2 separate regions of the Homo sapiens genome follow, and region 2 is linked to region 1. The links are chromatin loops, found by intact Hi-C in ENCODE. Cell type or tissue: stomach. All regions are shown on one strand. Each heading gives the region's core, and the rest is flanking DNA. Links, peaks and the distances in the headings are about the cores only.

The links. Hi-C counts contacts between places; a loop is a spot of excess contacts. Peaks named below come from ENCODE experiments on the same cell type or tissue, not always from the same donor. Only the 100,000 strongest peaks of a DNase experiment are listed, where the experiment ranks them.
Region 2: a loop joins it to region 1, with 2.3 times the contacts of the local background. A loop is called at or near these places in 3 of 110 quality-filtered maps.

Annotation. Positions count from the first base shown.
Region 1 is chr3:177,171,429-177,184,014 of GRCh38, forward strand. All of the region lies in intron 1 of TBL1XR1 (TBL1X/Y related 1), which reads right to left. Among named protein-coding and RNA genes, the nearest start is that of TBL1XR1, 20 kb to the right of the region's middle. RefSeq lists a silencer at 10,053-10,347. In stomach, for the core only: no CTCF peak of the experiment used is centred there; a DNase peak (open chromatin) is centred at 6,693; H3K27ac peaks cover 420 bases.
Region 2 is chr3:177,058,084-177,070,669 of GRCh38, forward strand. TBL1XR1 (TBL1X/Y related 1) reads right to left here. Exons shown (of 16, transcript NM_024665.7): 3 at 6,837-6,939. The coding sequence starts at 6,894. Among named protein-coding and RNA genes, the nearest start is that of TBL1XR1-AS1, 27 kb to the left of the region's middle. RefSeq lists an enhancer at 11-80. In stomach, for the core only: no CTCF peak of the experiment used is centred there; no DNase peak of the experiment used is centred there.

The DNA of each region.
Region 1 (12,586 bases), core at 3,051-11,050:
CTCACACCTGTAATCCTAGCACTCTGGGAGGCCGAGGCAGGTGGATCACGAGATCAGTAGATCGAGACCATCCTGGCTAACACGGTGAAACCCCATCTCTACTAAAAATACAAAAAAAAATTAACCAGGTGTGGTGTGGTGGCGGGCGCCTGTAGTCCCAGCTACTCGGGAGGCTGAGGCAGGAGAATGGTGTGAACCCGGGAGGCGGAGCTTGCAGTAAGCCAAGATCGCCCCACTGCACTCCAGCCTGGGCAACAGAGCCAGACTCCGTCTCAAAAAAAAAAAAAAAAAAAAAAAAAGTTTGCTGTGATTCCGAAAAAAGAAATCCAGGGCTTTTTGGAGAAATGGCTGACTCTAGGGCTAGAAAAGAAAAATACCAGAAGAGTTTGGAGCAAATTGTTATGTCAGAAAGTAAGAAACTGCTTAAAAAATCAAAGGACAGAGCATGTTGAAAGGGCACAGGAGGCCAGCCTGAAAGAGGTGCCAGTGGCAAAAGGTGGAACAACTGTAGCAGCAAATCAAGTAGTGGTAACATTAAATTATAACCCAAAGAATGGCCAGATGCGGTGGCTCACGCCTGTAATCCCAGCACTTTGGGAGGCCAAGGCAGGCGGATAGGTCAGGAGATTGAGACCATCCTGGCTAACATGGTGAAACCCCGTCTCTACTAAAAATACAAAAAATTAGCTGGGCATGGTGGCACGCACCTGTAATCCCAACTACTTGGGAGGCTGAAGCAGGAAAATCACTTGAACCCGGGAGGCAGAGGCTGCAGTGAGCCAAGATTGCGCCACTGCGCTCCAGCTCGGGAGACAAAGCAAAACTCCCACCTCAAAAAAAAAAAAAAAAAAATTATAACCCTTATAACCCAAAGAACAAAAATATCCACAAGTCCACACTGACATAAGTCATGGAATGAGTGAATAAATAAGTAAATATACAGGAGAAAAGGAACAAATCTCCTGTAAAGAAAAAAAACCCAATTAATGCATGTAAAAAGGAATAAGGGAACTAGAAAAATCACACCATTAGAAAACCACAGTCATCGGCCAGATGCAGTGGCTCATGCCTCTAATCCCAGCATTTTGGGAGGCCAAGGCAGGAGGATCGCATGAGCCCAGGATCGGAAGGTTAGTGAGCCATAATCGTACCACTACACTCCTGCCTGAGTGACAAGGCAAGACCCTCATCTCAAGAAAGAGAGAAGAGAGAGAGAGAGAAAGAGAGAGAGAGAGAAGGGAGGGGAGGGGAGGGGAGAGGGGAGGGGAGGAGAGGGAAGAGAAGAGCCAAGCCGAGCCAAGCCAAGCCAAGCCATAGTAAGTATTGCTCCAGATGAGATCCACTGATGAATGCTAAAATTATTGGACAAAACTTTCAAGGAAAAAAATGGCTATCTGCACAGCCTCAAAGCATCTCCCCAAAGTATTTCTTAATTACCACAGTGGTTTTAACATATTTCTTTGGCCAGGCGCGGTGGCTCATGCCTGTAATCCCAGCACTTTGGGAGGCCAAGAAGGGCAGATCACCTGAGGTCAGGAGTTCAAGACCAGCCTGAACAACAAGGAGAAACCTCGTATCTACTAAACACAAACAAACAAAAAATACAAAATTAGCCGGGCGTGGTGATGCATGCCTGTAATCCCAGCTACTCCGCAGTCTGAGGCAGGAGAATCGCTTGAACCTGGGAGGCGGGGGCTGCAGTGAGCCGAGATCGTGCCACTGCACTCCAGCCTGGGAAACAAGAGCAAAACTCCATCTCAAACAAAACAAAACAAAACAAAACACCATATTTCTTAATTACCGTGGTGATTTTAACATATGTCCACAAATTTTCCATGCTTTTCCCTCTAGTACGTAGAACTTAACATCCCTTTGCCTTGCATGAGGGCTAGATTAGTAGACTCACTTCTAATGAGCAGGTTGAGAAGCGAAAAACAGTAATTTCAGAGCGAAGGAACTTGGCACACATTACCTTAACCAAGAGACAAGATTAACATCACCAAGATTAAAATATACCAATAAGTGTCCCCTGTTTGATATGATGTGATGAGACAGGCACATCAACTCTATGGTATTGTACCCATAACCTCAGTCTAATCATTACAAATATCAGACAAACCAGTACTCTTCAAAATTGTCCAGGTCATGAAAAAGGGGAAAGACTGAGAAACTGTCACAGGTCAGAGGAGACTAAGGAGAAAACTAAATGCAACATGAGAACCTGGATTGGCTATTGGAACAGAAAAAAAGACATTCGTGGAAAAAACCGGAGAAATCCAAATAAAACCTATAGTTTAGTATTATACCAATGTTCATTTCTTAGGTTTGATAAATACACCATGGTTAGGTAAGACTGTAATACTGAGGAAGCAGTGTGAGGGTACACTGGAACTTTGTACTAACTTTGCAACTTTCTGTAAATCTAAAATTATTTCAAAAGTTAATATTTTTAAATTATAATCAGTTATACATTTAATCCAGATTAACACTCCAATGTTATCAAAGAAATTCTAATGACTTTTATATTAATGTAAAATCTTTAGAAGTGTTGTCAAAATATATGAAAAAGGGACTAATCCGAAATTCAAAAATTACACCCACTAGCAACTTCATGAACTACTTATACCAATCGATTTTTCACGTGACTATTCTCAAATAAGCATCTAATTTATTTATCCCTTGGTTAAGGTTATTATGATGACAGGCCGGGTGCGGTGGCTCACGCCTGTACTCCCAGCACTTTTGGAGGCCAAGGCGGATCACGAGGTCAGGAAATGGAGACCATCCTGGCTAACCAGTGAAACCCCGTCTGTAGTAAAAATACAAAAAAATTAGCCGGCCGGAGTGGCAAGCACCTGTAGTCCCAGCTACTGGGGAGGCTGAGGCAGAAGAATGGCGTGAACCCAGGAGGCAGAGCTTGCAGTGAGCTGAGATAGTGCCACTGCACTCCGGCCTGGGTGACAGAGCGAGACTCCATCTCAAAAAAAAAAAAAAAAAAAAAAGGTTATGATGATGACAAAGGATTCCTCATTCTCAATAGCAACTTCCCATAACACACCCTCCTGCTTTAGCTTTTGTCCATTAGCTATTCAGAAGCAAATTAATTCCCCATCCCAACAAACTCCCAATCTTCATACTCCTGTTCCCCAGAAAAAGAGGAGCAGTAGCAAGCCAGAAAGGAGACCCGGATGCTTAGCTCTTTTCAATACCACTCTCTTATGAATCTCCAATTGCATTTTTTGCAGAATTCAGAAACATGAACTAGTTTGCAATACTCCAAGAATTACTGGTGTCATTCACACCTATTACACTACTACCAGCTCAACTTTCTCCCCTGTCCAGAGCTAAGGCCCTTCCCTCCCAAATCCTCATCTCATCCTTCACACACTACACATCCAAGGTTGAAACATAATCCTGCCGTTCCGTTTAAAATCCTTCACTAGTTCCTATTACGGTCAGAAGAATGTCCTTAGGCACAGCAAAGAAGTCACTTTATGATATGAGCCCTGCTTACCAATTTCCAGCTCCTTCTCATCATTTACCAACTTAAAAACTGTACGCTAGACATAAACAAAACTGTTTGCCAGAAAAGACCAAACTGTTTGGCATCTTTATTCCCTGACACCTGCCTTCTTCTCATGTCTTATTTTTTATGGTAAATTATTTTAATGTACACTGGTTCTCAATTAGCACTTAATATAAGCAGCTCCTGAAACTTATTTTAGTATTTAGAAGATTATAAATGTGAATAACATTGTATTGTACTACTTAACAAACACAGTTTTAGTACACAATTTCCAAGACAAAGCAAAATAAAAGCTTAGCTGCTGAAGAATTGGCTTTGACATTCAGGAATCATACCATGAAAATAAAGATATTAAAGGAAAAAAAATCATTCTCAAAAATGTGTTTGGTGATATTATTTTAATTCTCTCTTCCATGAAACAGAATGTAACAAATGCACCTGAACTCACAAGTTTAATGAATAAAATAGAAGTTTCCTCTTCAGATATCTAAAAAATATTTTGAGACTAATGTATTCAAAATTGAGAACGTGCCTGGAAAACGCAAATGTTTTAAGAAAAACCAGTGCAGGCAGAGATCAGTATTGTACACACTCCCTGTAATTTGGGTGAACACACTTAATTTTTTAAATTATATATGCAATCATAGGGTTAAAGAACATTAGGTCCAGAAAAAACCTCTCAGAGATTCAACATAACGTGTTAAGGATGAAGCAACTGAAATCCAGAAACAAATATCTTAAGTCACAAAAGGCTTATTCTACATGGCAACCCATTTACTTATTTTGGTGACCTAATGAAGCATTAAAATAATAAGTTATTCAGGCCAGGCGCGGTGGCTCATGCCTGTAATCCTAGCACTTTGGGAGGCCGAGGCGTGCGGATCTCGAGGTCAGGAGATCGAGACCATCCTGACTAACACGGTGAAACCCCATCTCTACTAAAAATACAAAAATTAGCCGGGCGTGGTGGTGGGCGCCTGTAGTCCCAGCTACTCAGGAGGCTGAGGCAGGAGAATGGCGGGTGAACCCAGGAGACAGAGCTTGCAGTGAGCCCACATAGCGCCACTGCACTCCAGCCTGGGCAACAGAGCGAGACTCTGTCTCTAAAAAAAAAAAAAAATTAATTAAAATAAACAAATAAATAAATTTGCAGCACTGATATCTGGGGGAAAATTTAAAAAGTAAAATAAATAAAAATCAATAAAATAATAAGTTGTTCAGAATATGTAACTTGTTAATTTTCTTGTTTTTTGTTTTTGAGATGGAGTCTGGCTCTGTCGCCCAGGCTGGAATGCAGTGGTGCGATCTCGGCTCACTGCAACACCTCCGCCCCCTGGGCTCAAGCGATTCTCCTGCCTCAGCCTCCCGAGTAGCTGCGATTACAGGCTTGCGCCACCATGCCTGGCTAATTTTTGTATTTTTAATAGAGACGGAATTTCACCATGTTGGCCAGGCTGGTCTCGAACTCCTGACCTCAGATGATCCACCCACCTCGGCCTCCCAAAGTACTGGGAATACATGTGTGAGCCACTGGTTAATTTTCTTAAATGCTAATATTATTTAAATGTTTGATTATGGCTGGGCAAGCTGGCTCACACCTGTAATCCCAGCACTTTGGGAGGCCAAGGCAGGTGAATCACCTGAGGTCAGGAGTTCGAGACCAGCCCGGCCAACATGGAGAAACCCTCATCTCTATTAAAAACACAAAAAATTAGCCAGGCGTGATGGCGCATGCCTGTAATCCCACCTATTCAGGAGGCTGAGGCAGCAAAGTCACTTGAACACGGGAGGCAGAGGTTGCAGTGAGCCAAGATTGCGCCACTGCACTCCAGCCTGGGCAGAAGAAAAACTCTGTCTCAAAAAAGAAATTTAAAAATTAGCTGGCTATGGTGGGGCACGTCTGTAGTCCCAGCTACTGACGAGGCTGAGGTGGGAGGATTCCTTGAGCCCAGGAGGTCAAGGCTGCAGGAGGCAGTGATCGCACCACTTTACTCCAGCTTGGGCAACAAAGGGAAGCCATCTCAATTTTTTGAAAAAGGAAAATAGCAGGGCTGTTGACAGAGATTACTGGTAGCATCCAAATGGGTCTGGTTCCGGTTGCTCCTAAATCCCAGCTGACTCAATGCTCTTCCCAATCAATCAGTCCACTTTTGGATTCCATATGCCAATGCCAATGAATACCCTTTTTAACTTAAGCCAAAAGTTTGCATGAAGTTTCTATCATATAACTAAAGGAGTTCTGACCCATGCACTTTGGGAGTCCAAAGCAGGCGGATCACGAGGTCAGGAGTCCGAGACCAGCCTGACCAACACGGTGAAACCCCATCTCTACTAAAAATACAAAAATTAACCGGGTGTGGTGGCGTGCGCCCGTTATCCCAGCTACTCAGGAGGCTGAAGAAGGAGAATCACTCGAACCCAGGAGGCAGAGGTTGCAGTGAACCGAGATTGCGCCACTGCACTCCAGCCTAGGCGACAGAGCAAGACTCCATCTCAAAAAAAATAAAAATAAAAATAAAACATTAACTTCTCATTTATGATTATCATCAGTACAAAGCACATTTTCAGATTGGTCCATCAATTATCCATTTACCCGTTTTTTCTATTATTTGACTCGATTGCCATCTTTAAGTATGGCACTCACATATGTCCCTGGGCTTCCAAATTTCAACATTTAGTAAAACCTCTTCTGACCCTCCCCTAAATGCTAACCTTTTAATAAATTATTTCCAGTACTCTAATTATAAGGATGAACCAATTTAAGACTACCAGCTAATCATGAAAACATACCTAAGACAACAATCCACTCAACTATTTATTACGAACCTGCTAGGTCCTGTTCTAGGTAGCTGCAGACAGAATGACACATAAAATAGAGCCCCTCCCTGTTCTCATGCAGTTTAAATTCTGGAGGGACGTTTAAAAAAAAAAACAATGATCAAAGTTACTTCAGAGAGACAAAACTGCAACGTGGAGAATAAGGGTCTGATGGCTGAAAACTGCCGCGGGTGGGCAGTAATTTCAGTGTAACCTCTCTGAGGTGTTGGCATTGGAACTGAGAGGGAATGACATAAAAGAATCAGCTATATAACAATCTCAGGGCAGAGTATGAGGCAAAGAACAAAGTAATTAAGACGCTGAGACAGGAATAAGCTTGTTCAGTGGGTGTGGAGCTGGAATGGCTGGGCACGGTGAACAAGGTGAAACAAGATAAGGTTTGTGAGGTGGCCAGGGGCCAGATCGCACAGCAGAGTTTGGGGAGGAGGGACCCTCATAGGCTAAGATGTTTGAACTTTATACTGAGTGTGATCAAAAACCCTTAAAGGAAGGGGAAAGAGAAGAAAATGACATTTACTGGGCATCTAATATAGTACCAGATTTTAAAAATAAGTATAAATGTTTCTTCTGTGCACTCTATAAAACAATATAAGCATTCCCGGAAAACTTGACTTTACACAGTCACATGCTAAAAGTAACAAGCACTTTATGAGAAAAAAAAAGGAAGACCATCCCTATGCCACTTTGTAACCAAAATATTAACAAAGGCAATGTGAATAAAAATACAAATAAAAATGTTTAATATTAAGTTCCTAATAAAGATACAACTTTCAGGTGAAGGAAGCACACTAAGCAGGTAATTCCAGCACTTTGGGATGCCCAGGCAGGCGGATCACCTGAGGTCAGGAGTTCGAGACCAGCTTGACCAACATGGAGAAGCCCTAATTATACAGGAATCCAGCGATCTATTGGAAAAATAAAGGAGATGGGACCATATTTTAAGACAAGTTGTGGAAAAGGTTCCAGGATCAAACTGGGTAGGGTATAAATATTCTTCACCCATGGAACTGCTGTGGTTTCTTTTCTTTTATAACCTGATTATCAGTCAGGCGCAGTGGTTCACGCCTGTAACCCCAGCACTTTGGGAGGCCGAGGCTGGTGGATCACCTGAGATCAGGAGATCGAGACCATCCTGGCTAACACGGTGAAACCCCGTTCTACTAAAAATACAAAAATTAGCCGGGTGTGGTGGCGGGTGCCTGTAATCCCACCTACTCGGGAGGCGGAGGCAAGAGAATTGCTTGAAGCCGGGAGGTGGCAATTGCAGTGAGCCAAGATCACGCCATTGCACTCCAGCCTGGGCAACAAGAGCGAAACTACGTCTCAAAAAAAAAAAAAAAAAAAAAAAAGATACTTGGGGCTGTGAAGAGATGGGGGAGAATCGCACAACAACCCCCTCCAAAAACTTCAAAGACTAAAAACATGGCCAAACTAGGCCAACAGGAAGAATTCACAAGTGGCCACCATGGCTTGTTTCATTCAGCTCTTAGTGTACTTTGAGCTCGACTATTGTTACCTGATGCAAAACATGAATATGCTGGGGAAAATCACGTATGAACCAGAGCAATCTCCTTGTTGTACTGACATAATTCTCGTATTTACCAATTACATATGAGCCTATTCCGGATACAGACACACGCTGGAGCACAACCAAGTATTCTTTTAACTTACGGTATCTGTTTTATTCTAACTAAATTCTTAAGAGATAAGTCATGGCATTTTGCAAATATGGGAACTGAAGCTCAAGAGAGGCAGGTAAAATGTATCCAAAGTTTCTCCCAGGAGTGAAGCTAAAGGTTGCAGAAGTTATTCCTAAACCCAACCTCAAAGTTGCAACTACTCTTGGGAGGGCTTCAAACCAAGACCTTTAAATTCTACCATGTGCATTCACCATATTTATCAAAGACCATTAGCATGCTGTTATGGTTCCTGTCATTACCAGTTCTCACTTGTAACAAGTCACTTCTATGTTGATTTGTCAGAACAAAGGAGCCAACCAACCGATATATCTACTAGCAAAATACACATGAATCATCTGGAAGAAAACGCAAGAAAGGCAAATGAGGCTAGATAAAATGAGGCAGCTAGATTCACCAGCATATCTGACACAAAAAAGGGAACAAACCAAGTAGAGAAGCAACAAATTAAAAAACATACCCACTACAGGCTGGGTGCAGTCGCTCATGCCTGTAATCCCAGCACTTTGGGAGGCCAAGGCAGGCAATCATGAGGTCAGGAGATCGAGACCATCCTGGCCAACATGGTGAAACCCTATCTCTACTAAAATACAAAAAATTAGCCAGGCATGGTGGCACGTGCCTGTAATCCCAGCTACTTGGGAGGCTGGGGCAGGAGAATTGCCTGAATCCGGGAGGCGTGGGTTGCAGTGAGCTGAGATCGTGTCACTGCACTCCAGCCTGGTGACGGAGCAAGACTCCGTCTCAAAAAAAAAAAAAAAAAAAAAAGCATACCCACTACAAGAAACAGAGCCCAGAGATACAAAAGATTAAAGTACCTACTTTAATCTACAGACAAGTAAACAAAGGGTAAAAAAGGGAAAAGCCCATAAATACGTTCATTCCCCCCCCCCCCATTTAATAGTACCTTGTCTGTTTTAACAACATTCAGAGGAAAACAAAAATGTTACTCATTTAAATATTACTCTCCTTGGAGTTTTTTTAATCTGCTGACGACTTTTTTAAACTTTTATTTTTAAATATTTTTTAGAATATCACTAAAATACTGTTGCAATCATTTTAAGTTCAAAGTTTTAAAACCGAAAATCCTATATTCTCTGACAGTAAATTCTGGTTTCTAGAAAGTAGCTCAAAAACAAATGCGTCATCCTCTACTTTGGAAGGTTCCAAATGATAACAGAATCAAATCTACCAAGACCCCTCATCCCAACCAAATGTCTCTAAATACCAAGATCTCAGATTACCCTGGAATTTTTTTTTTTTTGAGACGGAGATTTGCTCTTGTCACCCAGGCTGGAGTGCAATGACATGATCTCAGCTCCCTGCAACCTCTGCCTCCTGGGTTCAAGGGATTCTCCTGCCTCAGCCTCTGGAGTAGCTACGATTACAGGCCACCACGCCCTGCTAGTTTTTTGTATTTTTAGTAAAGACGGGGGTTTCACCATGTTGGTCAGGCTGGTCTTGAACTCCTGACCTCAGGTGATCCACCCACCTCGGCCTACCACCAAGTACTAGGATTAGAGGCGTGACCCATGGCACTGGACCCCAGACCCGCTATCCTGGATATTTTCATCAGTGAGCTAGAAGTAGAGGATGTTGCCTCAGCTCACTCTGACAACTCGGTGTTGCCATCACCTACTCCCATTTCTTCCAACTCTGAACCTCCTCTATTCTCCAACTCTGTCTTGTCGCAACTCATTGTCATTAAATGAAAATCTGAACTGGCGCAGGTGTAATCTCAGCACTCTGGGAGGCCACGGTGGGTGGATCGCTTGAGGCCAGGTGTTCCAGACCAGCCTGGCCAACACGGTGAAACCCCATCTCTACTAGTAATACAAAAATTAGCCAGGTGTGGTGGCACACGCCTATAATCCCAGCTACTCAGGAGGCTGAGGCATGAGAATCACCTGAACCCGGGAGGTGGAGGTTACAGTAAGCCAAGAGCATGCCACCACACTCCAGCCTGAGTGACAGAGCCAGACTCCGTCTTAAAAAAAAAAAAAAAGAACGCCTCTGCCAGCCTACACTCAACAGTAGAAAACACGGGAAAATACAAGATGTCCCCATGCTAGATTGTGATAGATTCCATGCTAGCAGATCAGGAGAGGAGGAGGTCGGAAGAACCAATCTGGGCCACAGAATCACTTGTGCAACTGGTTTAAAGAGACAAAGGACACAGAGTATACACATCCTTTGACCTCTGAGGGAAAACCACAGTCAAAGAGAAGGGCAGCAGTAGATGTATGGACTGGGTATGCAAGACCATGAATCAGAAAAAAAGCCAGGCAAGAATCATATGCCAGTATCAGGTAAACGTAAGGGTTCAAGTTAGGAAAAAAAAAAAAAAACACACACATGATGAAGGGTCTAAAGAGACTGCAGAATACATAAATATCAGGAAGAAGTGGGCAAGCCCAAATAACACCCCAATTCAGGTTTAACTGCTACGGTCAGGCCAAGGTCTTTGAATCTTTTACCCACATTTTGAGTATATTCCTTGTTTCCCCTAGCAAGTTCTACACTGTTTTCAAGCCAAAAGGATTCTGCAGATGACAAAAACCAAAGAGCAGGGTGCCAGGTTATCAAGCAGACCCTCAAAATTCTTACAGCACAGCCAGTCCCAGTGGCTCATGCCTATTGTAATCCCAGCAGTTTGGGAAGCTACAGCAGGTGGATCACTTGAGCCCAGGAGTTCAAGACCAGCCTGGGCAACATAGTGAGACCCCCATCTCTACCAAAAAACACAAAAATTAGCCGGGAATGGTGGCGTAGTAGTCCCAGATACTCAAGAGGCTGAGGTGATAGGACCACCTGAGCCCGGGGAGTTCAGGGCTGCAGTGAGCCATGACCGTGCCACTGCCCTCCAGCCTGGGTGACAGAGTAAGATCCTGTCTCAGAAAAAGAAGAAAACTCTGACAGCAGGAACACAGTAAGTTCTAAGGACAATTAATTTGTGAAACTGGATGTATCTCCTTTCCAGTTTTGTATATGTGAATCACTCACAAAAGCAACAAGAGTCTACTGTACTAGCAAACGTATACCTCAGTCAGAGCCTCATAGGATTCAACTCAACAATGGAAAGGCTAAAGAGTGCCAGGCACTGTACCAGATGCTGAGGGTCAAGATGGGTGAGAGAGACCTGTTTTCAAGGAAGGATCTCTGCCTAGTGAGATGAGGCAACAAATAACTCTCAATCAAGGAGAGGCCTGTGCTAGAAACACATGACTAGTGGTCATCATTGGCAAGGATGTTAATTTAAGACTGTCACGGAAAGAAGCCTAATGCTTAATCTTCAATCAAATAGTGTAACTTCATGCAGGCAACATGTTATGGCATGTAAATTTTTTTAAAACAATATAATTATCCAAACTTCTTCTCTAATGGGATATAAGAAACTTTATATAATGGTCATTCTTCTAAGTACTGTCCTTTATGAGAAGCATTCAGGGTTCCTAAGCTACAGCTGTTCAGATTTTCCCTCCAAAACTCTTAAATTTACATTTAAGAGCAATCAAAATTCCTTATCATTTGTATCTTACTTCTTATGTATGCCTTACAAAATTGAGGCACCATAACTTCAGAATCCTCATACAGCTTCAGAATACAACCTAAAGACATTAGCACCAATAAATGTAACTCATCCATGCTCTGTCATTCAGAACGTCGACGTTTCTGAGTACTGACTCTAAATCCATAAAAGTAGAAAAGTACAATTCTATACTCCTTTGAACGAGTATTTTCTAAATTCACTGAATAAAATTAAGTAATAAAATTCATTTAGGTTTATAAAAGCATGTTTTTAAATGAAGAGTACAGAAAATGTGTGTGCATAAGTTCCTGATAACCCTTCAGTTATTTCTGCATGTATACATACCCTGTGTTGTGCCATATGGATTTTTAGTGAGAATCCATGTTAACGTTTGTGTAAAATTTAACATATATATTTGAAGTGACTGATAAAGCAGTTGTCAGTTGTCAACCAGAGCAGTGTTGCCTGGAGAAAAGTAGGGATTCCACTCCGGAAAGCAAAAATTTTTTTGAGACGGAGTTTCACTCCTTCACCCAGGCTGGAGTGCAGTGGTGCGATTTTGGCTCACTGCAACCTCCGCCTCCCGGGTTCAAGTGATTCTCCTGCCTCAGCCTCCGCAGCTGGGATTACAGGCACCCGCCACTACACCTTGCGAATTTTTTCCTCAAACTCCTGACCTCAGGTGATCCACCCACCTCAGCCTCCCAAAGTGCTGGGATTACAGGCATGAGCCACTGCGCCCGACCAAAAAACTTTATTTTTAAGAAAGGTACAATCTTCTTTTTCTTGAAACATCTAATCGGCCGGGCATGGTGGCTCACGCCTGTAATCCCAGCACTTCGGGAGGCCAAGGCAAGGTGGATCACCTGAAGTCAGGAGCTCGAGACCAGCTCTTCACCACAGTAACATACTGAGAGTTCACTGCCAAAAATGAGACAAAGACTCTCCTACCTAGTCTCCTGTTACTGCTGAGAAGAGGGCCATGACAGTGCCCTC
Region 2 (12,586 bases), core at 2,513-10,512, 110 kb before region 1:
GACTCTGAACACCATGATTATGGTACAGGATGACTAGATGAGACAAACTGGTAAAAAAGGCAAAGCTTAAATATGACCACAACATACTGCCCTAGTCTGAAACGAAAATCTGATTGATCCAAGGTCCTATATAAGCTTCAAGTCAGAAAAGCTCAGCAAATTATACTCATGTTCTCATCATCAAATGCTTTCTTGACTCCAACTCTGCCCTACAGATCCAGATTTTAGAAAAGGTAAATAGGATGGGGAAAAAATGACACAGGGGATCTTTGTTATTGAAGAGCTAGATCTAGTACTGATACACTAGCTATAAAATTTCGTGCCCTAATTTTGCCCTTAAAAATACATGTAACTATGAACATTTTATATAAATAATACTTTCTGAAATAATTTTAATAGCATCATAATATTCAGCCAGTAAATTATTCACGCCATAGCTGGACCTTCGAACTTTTCCAATGATCACTATTTTAAAAGAATATTACCTCAAATATCTATATGTATAGGCTTTTGCCATGTACAATGTGTGTTGTTTTTTTCTCCTTAGGATGGATTCCCTCAAAAGCTGAAGGGGATATAAGCATTTTAAAGAAGGTTTTCATCATTGCCAAATTGCTTTCCAAAAAGATTATTAATAATGCCAAAAGCAATTTCCATGTTTCCTTATACTCTCGCTATGCTGGCTAGTCCTAAAAAACATTGAACAAATTCTCTGTTTGGCAACTATTAAAGGACCATTGTCCCTTTGATAAGTGTGCTAGCAGGAATGTGTAATACGAATTTCCTGTGTCAGCAAAAAATGGTAATTCAGCTTACAAAAAGAGGAGAAAAACTTATTTGGGAAAAAAAAAGAATTGTAATTATCAGCATTTATGACAACTGCTTGCTGTTTATTGTCAATTAGTCATGGATACAACCATGTGTGTAAAATCAAGGTTATTCTGTATTTCATTTGATTATAAAACAAAACTATATACCTACTTGCACTTCTGTAGCTGGTCATCTACTGATAAAAACTAAAAGGCAGACTGAAGGCGGACATACCAGACGCTGAGCTCTCTTCACTGCAGTTCTTCATGACTAGAAGCACATTACTGATAACCACTTCAACCTGACTCCATCGAATACACTGGTAATGTCTGTTCATAAATGGCACTGGGCATAAGGTACATAGGAAGGAATGGCCCAGTTACCTTTATCTGAGTCAACAAAGAAACTGCACTGTAATATTCATTAGCCATTACAGACCTAATGTGAAACTGCTACAATGAAACAAAAAAATGAATGAATGAGCTATATGTTACATGGTAGTACAGGTCAGAGCTTTAATGTTATACATAAAGGTTAGTTTGTGCCTACTGTGATCACGTTTTCTAAATTAAAAAATAATAGTATATGGTTCTGACTTGTGATTTTACAAATATAACATTTGAAGTAATAATCATCTCAAAAAACAAATGGTATGGTACAAGGCCTGTATTTCTAAGGAGATGGAAAATCCCATTGAAAAAGTTAGGGGGAAAAAATGGAGGGAGGGAGGGTGCAAGAGAGATAAGGAGATCCTTCATAAACCAAACTCTTGAAGCCTACATGTATTATCCTTCTTATATATCATCCTGGTTAATATTGTCAACTTGATTGGATTGAAGGATACAAAGTATTGTTCCTGGATATAATTGTGAGAGTATGCCAAAGGAGATTAACATTTGAGTCAGTGGACTAGAAGAGGTAGATCCACCCTCAATCTGGGTGGGAACCGCCTAATCAGCTGCCAGCACAGCTAGGATAAAGCAGGCAGAAGAACATAGAAAAGACTAGATTTGCTGAGTCTTCCAGCCTTCATCTTTCTCTCGTGCTGGATGCTTCCTGCCCTCGAACATCAGATTCCAAGTTCTTCAGCTTTTGGACTCTTGGACTTACACCAGTGGTTTACCAGGGGTTCTCGGGCCTTTGGCCACAGATGGAAAGCTGCACTGTTGGCTTCCCGCCTTTTGAGGTTTTGGGACTTGGACTGATCCACCAGTGGCTTCCTTGCCCCTCAACTTGCAGACAGCCTATTGTGGGTCTTTACTTTGTGATTGTGTGAGTCAATTCCCCCTAATAAGCTCCTTTTCATATATACATATATCCTATTAGTTACGTCCCTCAAGAGAACCCTAATACAGATTTTATATATTTCCTTCTTATATATCACCTTTCTTAAAAATGGAGACAGTATGCAACATCGGTTATTTTTAAATAAATTTTTAAAAAGTAATAATATTCAGAATCACTATCTAGAAAGTTACTCATTTTAGTAACAAGGACATTTTGATTTTGCAATTCCAGTTAAGTCGTTCAATTATAAGATGCAACTGTTTCATAGCTTCCAACAGTCAAGTACAATATAAATGGAGAAGTTACAGAGCTCTTAGACATGTAATAGTTAAACCTAGTATCAAGAATTCTTTCCCTAAAGCAAATATACAACTGAAGCTGGATAAAATGACATCTTCTTATAGAAAACAGGTTGTCTTATAAGAAAACCAGGTGTCAGAAAGTTCAAAAATAACTGCCAGAAACTATTCAAACCACAACTGCAAATAACTAAAGAAGTCAATGGTGACGCAAAAGGTGGGGGAGAGATTAAAAAGGTCCAAACCAGCTTAGTGCCTCTAAAATTAACACTGTATCAGGTTCTACTATATGCAACTTGGCATGTACCACTAAGTATTTATCTGCATATGGTTGCTAGATAAGTTATTAGGGCAATGAAATTAATGCCCCTGGGCAAACACTAATTAAAGGAACAATACTTTTGAATCAAGTTAATCGTTACTTACAGTATTATATATTAAATACGCTCAGTTTTCAAGTCATCTCTAAAGAGAAAAAAATCATTTTATTCCCTAGGAAATATTTGTTGAATAGGGAAGTCCACTTCATAAAAAGGCAGAATGGTGAGGACCAAAGTAATTTGCGTAGGGTGAACTTTCTAGTGATAAAATTGCAAAAAATAAAAGTTACAATAGTTAATAAAAACCCTACAATAAATATATTTTTCTTTAATTAGTTTTGATGAGTCTGAGGGATGGCTTATTTAAAACAGAGATGTCCATCAAATATTTGAGGCTGAATATCACAATGTAAATCCCTTCTCCACAGCAACGTATTTTATAGGTGAGAAAAATGAATCTGAGAATTTATGTAATTTTGGAGGTGGGAAACTTTCAACAGATAGTATCTTATAGTATTGACAACAGTAAAAAATATTTAAGCCTAAAACAATTTAAGTGATTTTCCCCCTGCAGATAGATAACACAGTCAACACTGAACAATATGCAGAGAACAAATGTTAAAAGTTCTTACATAAAAAAAGTATTACTAAACCACATATTTATCAAAACATAAAAACTTTCATAATGTGTTTTTGGACAGTCTTTGATAATGAGACAGGCCAGGCGGAAATTTTAGTTTTGCTTTTTGGAAGTCTTCACAAACCAGTCCTTTGAATGTCCCTGCACAAATACTTCCTTTGCCACGATGTTCCTTTTCTGCTGTCTCCTAATCCAATTCAGTGCTCTATTGCAGGGAAAGCAGCAGTATAAAGATTCCAGTTTCTTCGGTATTACTTTAGATCTTTCAAGAAACATAGTTATAACCTAAGAGTAATTTATATCGCATTTCTTAGATACTGAATGACTAATTCTCAATAAGTATCATTTGTAGGTTGTGGTGATAAATATGATGAATCCCCAAAACAACCCAGACATTACTGTACTTGGTGATTCTGAATTAGGACCTATTGCAAAAGTAGCCACATTTAAGTATAATTGGAGATCAGAACCAAAAAAAAGCTTTGGAATAAGTGGCAAGTGCCCAGATCTAAAGCTACTATGGGCATTTGTTATGAGTGAGATTCTGAGTTCTATCTGAACCCTGTCCTGAGTTCACAGAACTATAACATTCTCAAACTCTCTTCCATATCCTATTTCTGGATGCAATTTCAAATAAATATCTCATGGCACCCTTTAAGACATAAAAACGCCTCATTATTTCTGCTATCTCATTATTCCGCCTGACCCACAAACACAAATATACACTTTCAGTGGCAGCCCCTCTTTAGGATATGCTCTCATAGCCCAAACCTCAGCAGATGTACATGTATTCCATGTTTTCTACTTTATCTTGAATACTCAGCATAATTTTTCTGTCAAGATATTGTGAATATGCTAAATGCTTGCCAATTGTCTTGTCAAGTTCTAATTGTCCTACAACTAATATAGACCAGTGGCTTTCAAACTTTATTAAGCCAAAAGAATCACCTGGGGCATTTGTAAAATGCAGATTCCCAGGCCCCACTCAGTGTGACTCTGATGCAGGTAGTCAGAGGCTCAAACTTCAGAATTCTTAACATAAGCAGTTCTTAAATTTATGGCAAGTTGCAGTCCTGGGAAAACTGCCATAAGTCAAAATGTCATCAGTTGAGTCTGATCTTTCCCTATAAATCATAATGTAAACAGGAAGTTACAATTTTTACCAAGGGACTGATTTTCACATTTTTAGAGATGTGATTTAGCATCACCACTACACTGTAAAGTCTAAAACTTTCTAAAGAATACACAAAGGACACCTAAGAACATACTAAACAATTATGGAGAACTTGATATATCAGTCTACCATACAAATTTTTTTTTAATTCTTGGTTTATTTTTATTTCAACATAAAACACCTTAAAACATGGAATTTTGAAGGGTTTTTTCTCTAAGAAGAAAAGCAAGTTTAAGAAGACTTTTGGGCCGGGTGTAATGCCTGTAATCCCAGCACTTTGGGAAGCCAAGGCGGGCGGATCACCTAAGGTCGGGAGTTTGGGATCAGCCTGACCAACATGGAGAAATGCCAACTCTACTAAAAATACAAAATTAGCCAGGCATGGTGGTGCATGCCTAGAATCCCAGCTACTTGGGAGGCTGAGGCAGGAGAATCGCTTGAACCCGCCGCCGAGATCACGCCACTGCACTCCAGCCTGAGCAACAAGAGCAAAACTCCGTCTCAAAAAACAAACAAACAAAAAAACCCACAACTTTTGATAATATTTAATCTACTCGTTCAGAAATTAACCGAGAATATTATTTTACTGCTCCTTTTTACTGTTTTCTTACAGTAACATCAAGTATCAATTTGTGGACTTTTGTTTAGAAAAAGAAAAATATTACTGCTCTCATTAACACCACTGAACGACAAGGTAGTGCTGAGCTATTCAACTGTTTCTAACTTCCAAAAGCAGTAATTTTATATGGCTCAACCTAAATAGTTGTCTTTACCATACACCAACAAGCCTTTACAATATATTTCCCATCTACTGATCCTTCACAATGGTTTTTGCTCCAGTGTCCAAAAGTCTCAAAGCTCTGGCTTAAAAGGTGATTAAATTTAAAAGCAGAAAGAAGAGTTTGCTTTAACCCAACAAATTTTTTCCATTTGGGTTGAAAGTGCTACACAACTTTCAAACACAAGTATTTGAAATTGTTAAACTTGTTTACAAGTTACATACGTAACAATCACTAGTCACTACTTTTTCACTTTATTAATCATTTTATCTTATTCAAAACATTCTTTAGATCTGCCTTCAGTACCAGTCTACCAGTTTAAACAAAGAAAACAAAACAAGAGCTATTAACTTCAAAGCTTCATTATAAATTATTCTCTGTGGGCTTGGATACTAATCTCTCTTTCCCTCCCTGTCCTTCTGGACATCACTTTCACAGCTGTTACACCTCAGAGAGGGGCAGTGATGGTGCTTGGGAATAGAAAACCCCTACCCCCAAAAAATGCTCAGCACTGAAGAACAGCTGGGAACATCTCAGCAAGCAACAGGCTCTCAGACCGAAAGCCATGTTTGTATTCCTTGCATAGGAAAGGACAACTAACTATGCCATACAAGAAGAATGATTCAAGTCTCAAAACCATAAACTGGGGGCTCAATATTCTACAAGCTTAGACCTCTACTTTATCCTTCCATCCTCCCTCACACTTGACTACCAAAATTATCTTTTTTATGGGGCACCTCACCTTACTGCTAAAACATTACAGTAACTTTAAGGTATAATTTCTAAAATTCAATCTCTAGACCATGACATTTAAAATCACCAAATGCTTTCATTTTTTAGTAGCAATCGGCATTTCCATTGCAATTAATCTTTCTCACCATCCTATACCTCCACCCATACCCAACCATGTTCCCTCTTCTACTTTTAAATTTTTGCTTAATCCATCCACATTTCCCCTTGCAGTATTCCTTCTGTTTTATCTATCAATAAAACTTGGAAGATCACTGATTGATTTAATATTAGTTGCAAATGGCTTTCAATGATTTCTATTTATAATTACTCCCATTACAATAATAACAATTCAGATCAAGGATACACTTAATTCAAATAATAATTTTGAAAGCATTCTAGGAAAATACTGTTAATTTAATTTCCAAAATACTAACTACAATTAGGACCAACAACATTTAATTGAGAATTCTGGATATACATTATCAAACTGATGGTGGCTAAAAGTTTTTATGTTCCTACTACATATGCAATAATCTCACCTCATAACAGATTATAAAAATGGTCTTTGAACAACGAAAGCCAAACTGTTACAAATAATTGCCTTGTTTGCAACATATTTGAAAGAGTCAGAGAGTTAAACCATGCAGTAAAACATAGCTTTAAAATGGCAGTCCAGACATTAAGAAAACATACAAAGTTCAACGGTTTGGACTGATACAAATTTCAAATGCATAAAAGATTATTTTGAGAATATTAAAATAATTTGAGGCCTATTTACTTTATAAAAGTACTCACCTGACTCTTGCAAGTATCTATATACCAAGAAGTTGACCTCATCACTGCTTATACTCATCTTTATTCCCACTTAAACCATGAGGTCACAACACAGGATATAACCCTAAAAATAAAACAAAGTTAATTATTTTCTCAGTAAAATATTTTTAAACAAGATGTAAACAATGTTGTAAAAACCATTTGATTTTATTAAATGATGTAAAACGAAGGTTCTACATTGCCTAATAATAAAACCTGACAAAGTTGCTTCCAATAGTTAGGAAAATGATTATACAACCAAAACATGGCTGGTGTTATTTTTCTTCAAAGTAACATACTGGCAAAAATAAAACAAAATTTTTTAGAGGGCTTTAGCATAATATTTTAATGATTTTATCAAATAGCATAAAATGTTGCTCACTTTTTCTCCTTAACTGTAAAAAGAAGTAAATTTTAAAAATAAAAAATATTAGTTATTTGCAAGAAGGCTGATTTAGTTAAAAAAGAATATCAGTTACTTGGGAAAAGACCATTGGGTGGGGTAGAACCATGAGTTATCCACTCCAGTTTTATCTATGAAACTTGGCAGGATATGAAGTCTCTATTTTCTCACCATCTCATCTGTAATGTTCAAGTCTCAAAAAGCTCTAGGTATGTATGAGATAGGCTGGAATACAGTTCCCAAAACTCAAATGATGCTTTCTTACTGGACATACTTAAACCTTAACACGAAGTGGGGGAAAAAAGAAAACTGAGGCATGACTCAAATATATCTAATTATACTTATTTGTCCTCATGTCACAGAAATGACTGAAAGGAGAGGTCAGGAAACTTTTATATAAAGAGCCAAACAATAAATATTTCAGGCTTTATCAGCCATACAGCCTGTTACAATTACTCAATTCTGCTGTGTGGTGCAAAAGCAGCAACACACAATATGTAAACAAACGAGTGTGGCTGTGTTCCAATAAACTCAACTTATGGACACTGAAATTTGAATTTCATAATATCATTGTATCATAAAGTATTATTCTTCTGATTTTTTTTTCCTAAGCACTTATAAAAATGTAAAGACCTTTCTTTGCTTGTGATTCTTATAAAAGGAAAGCGAGCTAGATTTGGTCCACAGAGTGTAGTTTGCCAATTCCTCTTTAAAAATGATATATTCACATCTATTCAGCATAAAGAAATATCTAACGTGGAACTATGCTGGTTGTCCTGCCACATCATGGATTTCTTTATGATACAGTTAGCAGATTTTTTAAAAAAATCAAAAATTAACAAGCATTTGAGTAGGCTACCAGGTGACAAACTGCTACTGCCCTACATTGAGGACAAAGTGGTGACTAAGTACCACCCATCAAGCTTGTCATAGGGAGAAAGACAAATGGGAGGCAATGACAATTTTCTAGTGGACACACACAGAAGAAGCCCTAACTAAAGTTAGCAGTCTAGGAACACATTTAGAAGGAGTGTCCTTGGTATTCAGACTAAAGGAGGGGCACGAAAACAAGGGTGCTTGGGGAAGGGAGGGAGTGAACAGAAGCATCCCATGAGCTGCAGCAGGTGTGGAAGGAATGAGTGAGGACAGAGACGAGTAAGGCTTGAAATGCAGGCAGAAACTATATTCAGGAGGACCTTCAAGGCAGCACTAAGAGAAAACAAATCCATTAAACAGTTTCAGGAAGAGCAGGGAAAAGCACAGACTATAAAGAAGCTAGATTGGAGTAAGAGGAATTAGGGAGCCAAATTAGGAAAATATTGCAGTAACTCAGGAGAAGACTAAATCCTGGACTGTCACAGAGGAACACTGGGGTTCCAAAAATATTTAGAAGGTAGACTCAATGGTAACTGACTGGATGCATAGTTGAGGCATAGTTGAGGAAAAGGAAAGAATCAAAGGTTTCTCTCTGGACAACTGAACGGTTGGTACTGTCAATTACTGAGATGGGAAACCACAGAGGAAGAGTGACAATTACAATATCTTCATCTAAAGAAAAGGTACCCTCTTCACCAAAAAAATTAATTCAAAGAGTACAATTAACTTTATATAACCTGAATGTTTATTACATGCTTAATGGAATAAGTCAAATACTCTTTTGAGGATACTGGCCCAGGGCACTGGTCTAGATGTACTATAGTACACTAGATGGTAAATGTTCTGGCAGGACACCTTCCTCAACTTTAGCCTAACCACCAGTAAGGTGCGGTATTGTGCTCGGCACACATAGCAGGCACAGTCAATTCTGAAGGCATGCTAAATTGAATGACTTTAAAAACAAAACATCCAACCCCATCCATGATAAAATTATAAGAAATTAAATCATAATTTGATCAATCATGAATATGTTTGTCACGGGGAACAATTAGCAACTATTTTATTTTTAGGATTTCCCAAAATGAGATGGGCTAGGTGGAATCCAACTGAGACAGACTGACAAAGAAACAGTAAATTTTCTTTTCCCCTAATATCATTCAGTCCAAAACTTGGATGAAAGTATCCAACCTGCAAAGGTTTTTCACAATGCTCATTCTGATTAGCAAAGGCCATCAATTTCCCAGCTGAAACTAGTAACAAGTGATGCTTCCAGCACCACCTAATGCATTCCAGGGCAAAGAAAAATACAAATCAAAATGATATAAATTATTGCTTTTAAAAATTCCTGCAATAAATATATATTGCTGGTATATTTTTAAGTCATAATAAAAAATACCAAATAAGAGCAGGAAAGTTATCTGTCCAAACTGCTATAAACTGATTATTTAATTGATCATAGTGCTATATTAGTTCCCGGCAATTAAGTTTTTTTTTTAAAGGAAAAAGACCTTGAAAGGCTTACTTCTAAAACAACTTAAAAGCCTATGTGCCAAAGAGTGAAATTAGAGAAAATGCCACTACTTCATGAGTGGACTTAATAAGGCTTTGCAGAACTTAGAACTTGTCCATTATGGTTTATTTATATAGCCAAATGAACGCTCTAGGATGTGATGTAGTCTTCCCCTGCCCGCATGAGTACTAAATACTAGGAATCAGATCTCAAAGAGTACACAAGAAGACTTACCACTATAGTTCCTCCATTCTGGTATCTTTTAGAACAACTGTCTTTAAACTAGGTCACAAAACAGCACTGAGACACTCATCCAGTCTTTACACTTCACCACCCAGGTATCAGGCCTGATGAAGAGTATATCATGCATAAATGAAGTCCTGCCCTCAAAGAGCTTATGGCTTATTAAATAAACAGGATATTCAAAATAGACACTTCCTAAATTCACAAAGGATTTATTTGTATATTCTACCTGATCATATTTACTCATTCTTAAATATTAACTGAGATCCTCCCAAAAATTAGATCTTTGTAACTTTCCTCCTCTCAGAAATCACTTGTATACTCATAAAAGCTTTTATTTAAAATTCCAATCACTTATAGGCAATCAACTACTTAATTCAAACCATAGCTATATTAATGTAGCCAAAAGCAAATCCAAAATTAGTCTTAATATTTAGCCAATTGGTGGCTATATTCAAAAGTTCGCTTAATATTGTAAATGTTCACCATGAAATATCATTTTACTGCATAACTTTGTAGCCAATAATTCAGCAAATATTACAAAAACACAGGACTAGTGAGGCAATCCAGCTACGACTATTCAGTGAGCTGAATATGTACAGCATTTTCAGCATCACAAAACTCAGTTCAGCATATACTCGCTGGACAACTACTGCTCCAAATATTTAATCCTCTCCTAGTTCTCCTACACATCAAAGTACTACTTTAAATGTCACCCTCAATCAAGACAGACAGCATATTCTTTTCTGATTCCATTCTTGAAGCCAGGGCCCAACTGTGATCCTCGATTACATAATTTTAAATCTAGATGACTGAAAAAAACAGTGAAAGAGTTATGGACACAAAGAAAGAAATAAGATTATCTTCTTAAATCTCCTAGCTATAGCACATTTTTAAGAGATCTGGACACTCTTTGCATGATCTAAAGTCAAATGTGTAATCGAAATTACTTTATCTTACAAACATAACTTAGTCCAAAACTAAAGTATAATTATAACTTAGATGTGACGAACTTAAATTACTTTTCCTTCTCTCTTTCATTGGAATCCAGAGCTCGGATGTAAATTAAAAATAACATCTTGGATGGCCTATATGATTTTAGACAAGTGATGCAAATTTTCTGGGTCTCTGTGTCATCTATAAAATGAGAAAATGGAATCAGACAGTCTCCTCTACTTCTAAACTTCAAAGACGTGAGTCAGTATATGTCACAGAGTTGTATATAGGAACCTTGCAAGCTACCTGAGAGTATGAGGTCATAAAGCAATTTTTAAGAAAGCATTTTTATAGGCCTAAAAAATGTATTAGAAGACCAAAATCAGGGTCAGATCTCAGACAGACATCTCCAGGAATCAGGAAAAGGGAAAACAATAAGCTCATCTCATTAAGAAATATTTCAGTACCTACTGCACATGATGTTTATTAAGACTTATCAACCTTTATAAACACCAACATATAAAGACATAAAAAAAACAGTACACCAGCTGGGCATGGTGGCTTACACTTATAATCCCAGCACTTTGGGAGGCCAAGGCAGGCAGATCACCTGAGGTCAGGAGTTTGACACCAGCCTGATCAACATGGTGAAACCCCATCTCTACAAAAAAAAATACAAAAAAATTACCCAGGCATGGTGGCGCAGGCCTGTAATCTCAGCTACTCGGGAGGCTGAAGAATGAGAATTGCTTGAACCCGGGAGGTGGAGGTTACAGTGAGCCGAGATCGCACCACTGCAGTCCAGCCTGGGCAACAGAGGAAAACTCTGACGAAAGAAAAGAAAGAAAGGAAAGGAAAGAAAGGAAGGAAAGGAAGGAAAAGGAAGGAAAGGAAGGAAGGAAGGAAGGAAGGAAGGAAGGAAGGAAGGAAGGAAGGAAGGAAGGAAGGAAAAACAACACACCAAATCAATTATTCATTAGTTAACTGAGACTTCTAGTATCAAACTGGTTTCAACTGTGATCTAAGCCAGGGATCTGCAAACTACAGCCTGTATGTCAAATTCAACCTGTCACCTATATTTGTATAGCCCACAGGTAAGAATGGTTTTCACAAAATGCTTTTTTAAAAAACAGAATATTTGTTGTTTATTTGATGATAGGGAACACTGACTCATAATCTCAATTAAGCAATTTTTTAAAAGTCTCAGCAAAGCTCTTGAGGCTTGAAAGCAGTAAACTAGCATCCATTATATGATGAGTCACTTTGATTTAAGTCCAAGAGTCATTAGCTACAAATTTATTTCTTTTTATACCCAAAAGACCTCTGATGAGCTGCCTCATTGCCCACAGACATTGACTTCAACTTCCTAAATGTATAAAAGTGATTATTTACACAGATTATAACTAAGATCCTTCTAAAACATAAAAATACATATCCTAGGAAATAATAAATATGTATGGAATAACTGAATAAATTACAGTCAAGGTATATCAACAGGGGAACAAAGAAGGACAAGAAATGAAAATGCTAAGAGATAAGAAGATAGGTCATACTTCTGGTACATATTTTCAATAACTAAGCAGTAATCAGTCACAGAACTTAAGGTAAAGCAATGTCAGTCTGGCAAAGAATTAGAAAGTCAGACACGAAAAATAAAAATTGGCCAGGTGCGGTGGCTCACATCTGTAATCCTAGCACTTTGGGGGGCCGAGGCGGGTGGATCACCTGAGGTCAGGAGTTCAGGGCCAGCCTGGCCAACGTGGC